2 separate regions of the Homo sapiens genome follow, and region 2 is linked to region 1. A link is a contact called in ENCODE Hi-C or POLR2A ChIA-PET data. All regions are on one chromosome and are shown on one strand. Each heading gives the region's core, a stretch centred on a gene start or an enhancer-like site at or near the end of the contact. The rest is flanking DNA. Distances are from core to core; before and after follow the strand shown.

Region 1 (4,573 bases), core at 1,007-3,506:
TTAGTAGAACCGACCCCCAGATTTCAATACCCGTTTTATTTCCACAGCACCATTGTTTTATACAGATTTATACACTCACATTCTCCCATATTACTGGTTATTGATATTATAAGAAATGATATGTAAGAAATTTTTAGAATCAAACTATAATCGAATGTTTCACTTTCATTTAGAAGTGAATTTAGTAATGCAAGTAAGGAGTAATGGAAAAGTAGACTATTAAATATTAAATGATATATTTTAAAAATTTCCAAGTTCCAGATATAATAGTAGCTAACATTTATTGACTGCTTTCTATTAGTACTGTTGTATGCATTTATCTGCATCTACTTATTTAATCCTTATGATAAAAATAAATACTATTAGTGTCCCTGCTTTACATACTGTAAACTGAAACACAGACTGGTTGAAATATTTTCCCAAGTTCTATATGTCTGTCTAGTAGGTAGAGGAGTCTAGATCTGAACCCATGTAGTCTCTTTGTAAAGCTGTGCTTTCAGCTTATCTGCTGTGAATAATAGTTGTTTTAATAAAAAGAGACATAGCCTTCTCTTTCTGTGACTAAAAACCTGCTCTTGTATTTAAATAATATCTGAGTAAAGTGAAAGAAGTCCATTAAAATTTATGTTCTTTAATTTATTGATTGATGCAAGGTTTCTAAATACAATTTTCCGTTGTAAGGATTCAGGCCTCCTTGATTCCAGGACGAGGGCAGAGAAAGAAACAAAATGAGCCTAAAACATTTCAGTTAGCCTTGAAAAAGTAAAGAAGAGATCAAAGAAAATAAGCAATTAAGTAAGTACAATCAAACAAATAGAGAAGAGGAAAAACTCTTACTTATAGTCAAAAGTCAAAGAAAATCACAATTTATGAACTATCGTAGTAATAATTGATTCAAGTAAAATTCATCACTGGATACTAAAGATAGTAGATGAAAGTTTTAGAAGTGAAAGGATTTTTGCGTACTCTTAAATTTTATCCTTAAAAGATATTTCTTAATTTCGAGTGCTAAAATATTAGCTTTACAATGGACCCTACCGTAACTAAATGATCAGCATTAACTTTGCCAGTGATGGACAGATGAATAGCATACACCTCCTGATAGGAAGCACTGAGAAAAATTCAGCTCATTTTTGTACTTTTTCCTCCCAAAAGTATATAATATGAATCTGATTATTAGAAAACATCAGATAAATCCTAATTGGAGGACTTTCTATGAAATAATTGGCCTAAACTCTTAGAAAAAGGAGATGAAATGAAATTAAAAATGACGTAGGAACTGTTCCAAAAAGTAGAGGTTGAAGTGACTACTGAATATAGTACATGAACTTGTATTTTCCTTTGCTATGGAGGATATTATTGGGATTTGGAAAAAACACAAGGTCTGTAGATAAAATAATTGTATTGTTTGAACGTTAGTTCTCTGATTTTGAGCATTGTACTGTGAGTAGTAAGAGAATTCCTTTTTTTGAAAAACACTGAAGCTTTTAGGGGAAAAGGGAAGGGGAGAAAGAGAGAAATTAAGTAAAATGGTAATTTTTCAAGAATCTGAATGAAGGATATCTGTGAATTCTTTGAACTATTTATGCAGTTTTTCTTCAAGTCTAAAATGACATTAAAATAATAACAGACAAACCAGTGTGTTTAACCTTGCTTCCAAGGCCCTTGTGACCCGATCTCCATCTCCTTTCACTTCCTCTACTAGTACTCTCACCTGTAGATGAGAAAAACATTATTTTTCCTCTACCTGCTGAGTTCTTAACTAGGACAGACCAGTGTTACAAAAGACAAATTAACAAGAGAAAAACAAACAAGTTTATTAACATGTCTACCTCATATGTGCGTGGGAAACAACCAGGGAAAGATAACTAATTCTCAAAGAGGTGGCTTAGAACTCCATTTTGTATGGTAGTCCCCCCATATCTTCGGGGGAATACATTCTAAGACCCCCCAGAAATGCCTGAAACTGCAGATAGTATGGAATGCTATATATACTATGTTTTTTTCCTGTGTATATTCATACCTGTGATAACATTTAATTTATAAATTAGGCACAGTAAGAGATTAACAACAATAACCAATAATAAGATAGAATAATTATAACAATATGCCAGTGTCACTACTCTTGTGCTTTGGGACCACTATTAAGTAAAATAAGGGTTACTTGAACACAGGGACTGGGAAACCTCCACAGTTGCTCTGATAACCGAGACTCTGCTCAGTGACTAACAGGCAGGTGGCTTTTGCAGCATATGTACACTGGACACAGGGATGAGTCACAGTGGTGTGGGGCAGTGTGAGATTTCATCATGTTACTCTGAACAATACACAATTTAAGACTTTTGAATTGTTGTTTCTGGTATTTTTCATTCAATATTTTTAGGCCAAGTTTGAGCACAGGTAACTAAAACGAAGGAAAGCAAAACTGCAGAGAAGGGGGACCACTGTATAGCATTCTCCGCAAAGAACAGTACATTTTTAGAGAAATGATGACATAAAGGAAACGGACTCTAGGGATATCAACTTGTGGGAAGGCAAATAAATGGTAGATAAAGAATAGTTGGTAGTTTGTTGTGTGCATTTCTTTGCTGTCTCCAGGCTGGGAAGGGTCTGACTTCATCAAATAGGGGATGGCAGAGAGTTTTCTTATATCTACTTCTTCCCAATTGCCTTCAACTGAAAATAATCCTTATGCCATAGTGGCGTATTTTGGGGTGGCATATACTAGTTTCCTACATACCCCATTCCAGCCACAGACATTAGTAGTTATTACTTCTATTTTCTTTTACTTTTATTCAATTAAATGTTTCATTGGTAATGAAAAAATAGCATTTCTTTCCTTATGCTGTCATATATTTCATCATGTTTTGATGGTGTATAATGACAATTTTGAATATGCATCTTAAAAGCAAGATTAATCTCACCGCAATTTATCTGTTAGACAAAAAGGATATCCACATGAGTGTCGATATTTGAAGAACATTTTATATTTGAAGGAATTGTTGGGAGAACATAGATGGCTTCAAAAGATGCTAAGGTTGCCAACTTTTTTTTAACATACCATTTTCTCCTCTTTTGGTACCTTATTAATTGGATTTTTTAAATATTGGTAAGTAAAGCCAACAAGAAGTAATTGGCTGACCCGTAATTTTGAGGCAGTGTTCTGGTTAATGTTAGTAACTGATTCTCAGGCTGGAAGAGGGCAGGAGAGAGTCATGATATTTTGCATTTACTGATTTCCAGGGTATAAATACTCACATTGTGGCCTATTCAGTCAACTAATGTGCCACTGAATGTGGATTGGAAAGAGTTGCACAGTAGTACACCATTATATAGCATTTCCTCATGCAGATACGTAAAAGCATAGATAATAGTAAAATTCAGAAAATAATTAGAAACTGATGAGTTTTGAGTATTTTGTCTGTAAAATACTTAGTTGTAAATTTGTTACTTAATTTTTAATTATGATTGTACGTTTAACAACTGACTTACAAAATTCCTGAAAATATGGCACTTGACCTCTTGAGAGCCGGTATGAGCTAGCTCTGGCATTCTGCTTTGAAGGGAAAAAGTAGCGCTGAGAGCCAATAGGGAAAATGTGGGTTCTCAGTTTCAATTTCCATTTTTACTTCATTCAGAATTGCTTCTTAGTGCCTCCATTCAACTGACATATACCACAGACCTATGTAATTTAATTTGTAATTACATAGTGCCTCCATTCAACTGACATATACCACAGAACTATGTCATTTAATTTGTAATTATTTATACACAAACCTGACATTCCATGACATGTCATGGAAATTCTCCTGATGCACAAATTTGAATTGTATGAATTGTATTTATGCAAATATAAGTAATATATAGCTGATTTTGTCTAATTAACCAAGCAGCCTCCAGATCTCATTGCAGCTTTGGTGTTTGCTACTTGTCATCATTTATTGATGTAAGTGGGAAGTTACATTATTCATGGTATTTGAAATTTTTCGAATACTGAGATTGTGCTTGGGATAATGTCAGAGCAACAACAGATACCAGTTTTGAGGAAGTAGGAGGTGGGCCTGTCCAGAAGTACATAATATAAATTATTGGACTAAGATTCGTAAGCAGCAGTTTTTCTAACCTCAGTCATAATTCTAACCAGTGATAGCATTTTGTACATGTTACTTTAACTTTGAACTCACCCCTCCTCATCTATAAAATAATACTTGTCATATTTTTCTCCCAGTATGTTTTTGAAAATTGATGATAGTGATAGGCTTATATGCCGGGCACTTCTCTAAGGGTTCTTACATGTATTTCCTTTGAGGTTAGTTATTGTTGTTTCCATTTTACATAAGAGGGAACTGTGACACAGAAAGGTTAAGTAACTGGGATGGTTAAATACTTTTTAATGTTGGAGTCAGAATATGACCCCAAGCATCCTGAGTTCAGCCATCTTCAGCCTGTGTTATAAGGAGTGTATGTGTGTGTGTGTGCGTGCATGCGCATACATGTCTGTGTTAAGTCTTTTGTTAATATGAAATATTTTAAGTATTCATATAGTTTATTAAATTTGACAAGATAGGGAAAC
Region 2 (4,573 bases), core at 1,217-3,716, 38 kb before region 1:
CACCATACCTGGCCTAGAACTGGAAAAATTTGACAAGTAGTCAGTACTCCCTGAGAGTGAGAAGTAGAATCTACACCTTCTGACACCCAGCTTCATGCTGCATCCTCTTTGGCAAACATTTATGTAAATGATGGAAGCATTGTATAGTTTCAAGAAATACCACTACTTGTTGAAAGTAGTGAACACATACATAATATTTTTAGATTCAGTTGTTGAAGTCAATCACCAAAACTACACTATTTTCTTTGCTACCTTATCCATTCAGTATTACCTACAATGTCAGATTCATGCTTTAGTTCCTCTATCCCTCCAACCTTATCTTGTACCATTTTTCCTCTTATACAAAATGCCCCAGCTTTATCAGCCTCATTTTCATTCCTGTACACCCCAGAATCAATCTCACTTTGAGGTCTTTGCACAGCTCTGATCTCACTGCCTGCAACCCTCTTTCCTTGTCTCTTTGGATTGTAACTTTTCCTCATTAGTCAGTGTCATCCTTTGGCACCAGTGTCGCTTCTTCAGAAAGACCTTTCCTGACAACCTTCTTCCCACCCCAGGCATTCTCTTTCAGCTACCCTATTTTACTTTCTTCATAATACTATCTTTAAATAATTTTAATTTTAAAATCAACTTATTTACCACTGGTCTTCTGTGCTAAAATGTCCTGTGTTTCATGAGCACAGGAATCATATTTGTTTTATTTACCTTTGTATTCAGGACCCTTCGAACATTGCCTGGCACATATACTAGGAAGTCGATAAATATTTGTGAGTGAATAAACCTTATTTAAGAAGCAATGCTTGTTCATTTCAGATTAGCAAATATGACATAGTCTTTTTCTGTAGTACTGATTTTGGGTTGGTAAATTCAAGCCAGTTTTATTTATCTTGTCAGAACATTTCTTAGAGGAAATAAAGCAGTAAACATCAGGATTTGTGTAAAAAGTTACTGGCATTTTCAACAGCATATTATTTACCCAGCATGAAGACTGGTTGAATAATTATATCCTTAACAACTGTTCAAGAAATGAGCTATTGGTTCTGTTTAGTTGTCCTAATAACTATTAGCAATAAAATACCTCATACTAATTCTTAGGAGCAAAATATACATTGATACACCCTGAGTAATAGGAATATTATAAACACCTCCATTAAAAAACCATGTACTCAGCCAGGAGAGTTGGCTCACGCCTGTAATCCCAGCACTTTGGGAGGCCGAGATGAGCAGATCACCTGAGGCCAGGAGTTCGAGACCAGCCTGGCCAACATGGTGAAACCCCATCTCTACTAAAAATACAAAAAAAATTAGCCGGGTGTGGTGGTGGGTGCCTGTAATCCCAGCTACTCAGGAAGCTGAGGCAGGAGAATCACTTGAAACCAGGAGGCAGAGGTTGCAGTGAGCCGAGATTGTGCCATTGCACCACTCCAGCCTGGGCAACAAGAGCAAAAACTCTGTCTCAACAGCAATAACAAAAGGCTATGTACTCATCTCTGAGCACAGGTGGAATGGCTATTCAAAGATGTGTCATTATTAGGTTTCTCAATTTTTATCAGTCTTCAGTTTGTTAAAGAATAGAGGTTTCTGGCCGGGCACAGTGGCTCATGCCTGTATTCCCAGCACTCTGGGAGGCCATCATGGGCAGATCAGTTGAGCCCAGGAGTTCAAGACCAGCCTGTACAACATGGCGAAATTCCTATCTCTACAAAAAATACAAAAATCAGCTGAGTGTGGTGGCAGGCACCTGTAGTCATAGCTACTCAGGAGGCTGAGGTGGGAGAATCACCTGAGCTCAGGAGGTTGAGATAGCAGTGAACCATGATTGCGCCACTGCACTCCAGCCTGAATGACAGAGTAAGACCCTATCTCAAAAAAAAAAAGGGGAGGTTTATTTAACAGGTAACATAGATTATTTAACAAGTAGTATAGGTTAATTCTAAGCACACAACATTTATCAAAATCTCAGGAAAAAAATGTGTTGAGGAAGTATTGAAAAGTACAGTTTATTTTTTGAGATTTTGAGATTATTACAAATTATTCATTTGTCAAACTATTGAACAGACTAGGTGTCTGGAAAAAACGATACCCTTGTAGAATTTATTTATTGTTTTAGCATTTTCAACTTAATTTGAGGGAGGTTATAAGAAACATGTAAGAAACACATTTTCTATTAGAAGGATATTACATTGTTTGTTATATTCTTTTATTGGGATCTTTGGAAGGAATTGTTTATATTATGCAGTAATCCCTCCTTATTCATGGTTTTGCTTTTCATGGTTTTGGTCATCTGTGGTCTGAAAATATTAAGTGGAAAATTACAGAAACAAACAATTCATAAGTTTGAAATCTGACACCATTCAGCTCCATCCCTCCCGGGATGTGAATTATTCCTTTGTCCAGTGTATCCATGATTTATGGGCCACCTGCCCAATAGTCACTTAGTAGCAGCCTCAGTTATGAGACCTATTGTCCTGGTATCAAGCTGCTTGTTTTCAAGAAACTCTATTTTCCTTAATAATGGCCCCAAAGTGCAAAAGTTATGGGGTTGGCCACTTGTGTATGCCAGAGAGAAGTCCTTCCTTTAAGTGAAAAGGTAAAAGTTCTTGACTTAATAAGGAAAGACCAAAAACTGTGTGCTGAGGTTTTTGAGATCTATAATAAGAAGGAATCTTGTATTTGTGAAATTGTGAATAGTATATTATTACAATTTTTTTACTTTATTATTATTGTTGCCAGTCTCTTACTGTGCCTAATTTATTACTTAAACTTTATCACAGGTATGTATTATAGTAAAAAATACAGTGTTTACGGGCTTTGGTACTATCCGTGGTTTCAGGCATCCAGTGGGGTCTTAGAACTTACCTCTCACAGATAAGGGGGGACTAGTATAATATGAGGAATAGAACTACTTCCTTAAATATATATATTTTTTCATGCTAAAGGCATTGTGAATGATGTGATTGATCAGGTTTTCTCTTCTGTATCTTTGAGCCAAAATTTGTAACCAATACATGGAAAATATAGAGGTCTTTCCAGTCTTAGATTTTTATTTAGTTTTCTTTTCCAGTCCATCTCCCTAGCTGGGTCTTTTATTTGCTTGTTTGTTTTGTTTTCCTTCTTGATTTTAGTTTATGTTCTCATGTTCTCCTTCAGTGCTCCCTGAATGTTCTCTAGAATTTGATTGTGAGGGCAGTCAGCATATAAATAAACAACCATATTTAGGGAGCATTACTATAAAAGGCAGAGTGTTGGCTTGGGAGAATATGAAGTTGAGTAAATTATGTTTTCTCCTTTTGTAGTGACATTTCAATAGGTAATAATAATATAAATTACTGTGTAATGACTGTTAAAAGGGAGAGATACTATAATAGCCTTAGAATATAGAGAATTTCCTTTCAGCTATAAAGAATATTCTTTAAAATAATACCTCAGGATATATCTAGTTATATACCCATTAAAATACCATTTCTTTTCTTATGATGGTCTGTCCAGGTTTCATTTTCTCAAATTCTCTTTGCTGAACTCATACCCATTTATTTTTAAAAATTATTTATTTTAGGCAGGATATAGTGGCTCACACCTGTAATCCCAGCACTTAGGGAGGCAGAGGCAGGAGGATAGCTTGAACCCAGGAGTTCAAGACCTGCCTGGGCAATATAGCAAGAACCAGTTCTCAAAAAAAAAAAAAAAAAAAAAAAAAAAAAAAAAAAAAAAAACAGATAAATAAAATTAAAAATAAGAATTATTTATTCTAAAGCTCATTTATTTTAAAATTTGTGTAAAAACAAGTTTGTTTCATGACCCTCCCATTTCTGTTTTCTAGTTTTTTTGGTAACAGCCTTGTTTTGTAAATTATTGTGATTAGACTGAGGAAATTCTGAGACATGAAATGAGTTTAGTGAATTCTGACGTCAGCCTGGGATTTAGCAGTAGAGCTGCTTTTCACCATCCAGTGTGCCTGTACTCCATCAAAGATCCTTTATAACTTTTCTCTAAATTCTCAAATTAGCTTTCCTCAGAAAAATGTTGGCTGGATGTGGTGGCTCACGCCTGTAATCCCAGCACTTTGGGAGGCTGAGGCAGGCGGATCACCAGAGGTCAGGAGTTCAAGACTAGCCAGGCCAACATGGTGAAACCCCATCTCTACTAAAAATACAAAAATTAGCCAGGCATGATGGCATGCACCTGTAGTCCCAGCTACTTGGCAGGCTGAGGCAGGAGAATAGCTTGAACCTAAGGCAGAGGTTGCAGTGAGCCAAAATCGTGCCACTACACTCCAGCCTAGGCGACAGAGTGAGAATCTGTCCCCCCCAAAAAAAAAGAAACGTTATAATTTCTAATGTTTTTCGTGAGATTGATTCAAATTTTATCAATAATGTCTATGGGTCTTAGATTTCATTTATTTAATCATTTCTTCAACAAATTTATATGTAAAAGGAAATGTGGCTAGACATGTGATTTATTGAAAGCGTTGTATTTTCAACATATTAAGATTCAAAGTAACTGTGTAGGTAGACTTTTCTGGACTTGATTTTCAAGTCATACCACACTTGAAAATTCACAAAATAAAAAGAAA

The links. Hi-C counts contacts between places; a loop is a spot of excess contacts on that map. ChIA-PET counts read pairs that join two places held with the same protein, here RNA polymerase II (POLR2A). Pooled maps may share reads with other maps.
Region 2: a map of endothelial cell of umbilical vein shows a loop between it and region 1 (2.2-fold over the local background). The contact joins two enhancer-like sites. A Hi-C loop is called at or near these places in 2 of 168 maps with a recorded cell type or tissue (endothelial cell of hepatic sinusoid and endothelial cell of umbilical vein) and 3 of 50 pooled maps. POLR2A ChIA-PET finds 5 or more read pairs at or near these places in 2 of 52 experiments (A549 and HEK293).

What each region holds. Positions count from the first base shown.
Region 1 is chr4:84,812,259-84,816,831 of GRCh38, reverse strand. All of the region lies in intron 13 of WDFY3 (WD repeat and FYVE domain containing 3), which reads left to right. Among named protein-coding and RNA genes, the nearest start is that of WDFY3-AS1, 18 kb to the right of the region's middle. Within about 2 kb of position 2,256, at least 5 of the 41 ENCODE cell types and tissues checked have a DNase peak (open chromatin) inside an H3K27ac peak, as active enhancers do; they include endothelial cell of umbilical vein, where a contact is called at or near this core.
Region 2 is chr4:84,850,069-84,854,641 of GRCh38, reverse strand. The region is part of intron 4 of WDFY3 (WD repeat and FYVE domain containing 3); the gene reads left to right. Among named protein-coding and RNA genes, the nearest start is that of WDFY3-AS1, 56 kb to the right of the region's middle. Within about 2 kb of position 2,466, at least 2 of the 41 ENCODE cell types and tissues checked have a DNase peak (open chromatin) inside an H3K27ac peak, as active enhancers do; they include endothelial cell of umbilical vein, where a contact is called at or near this core.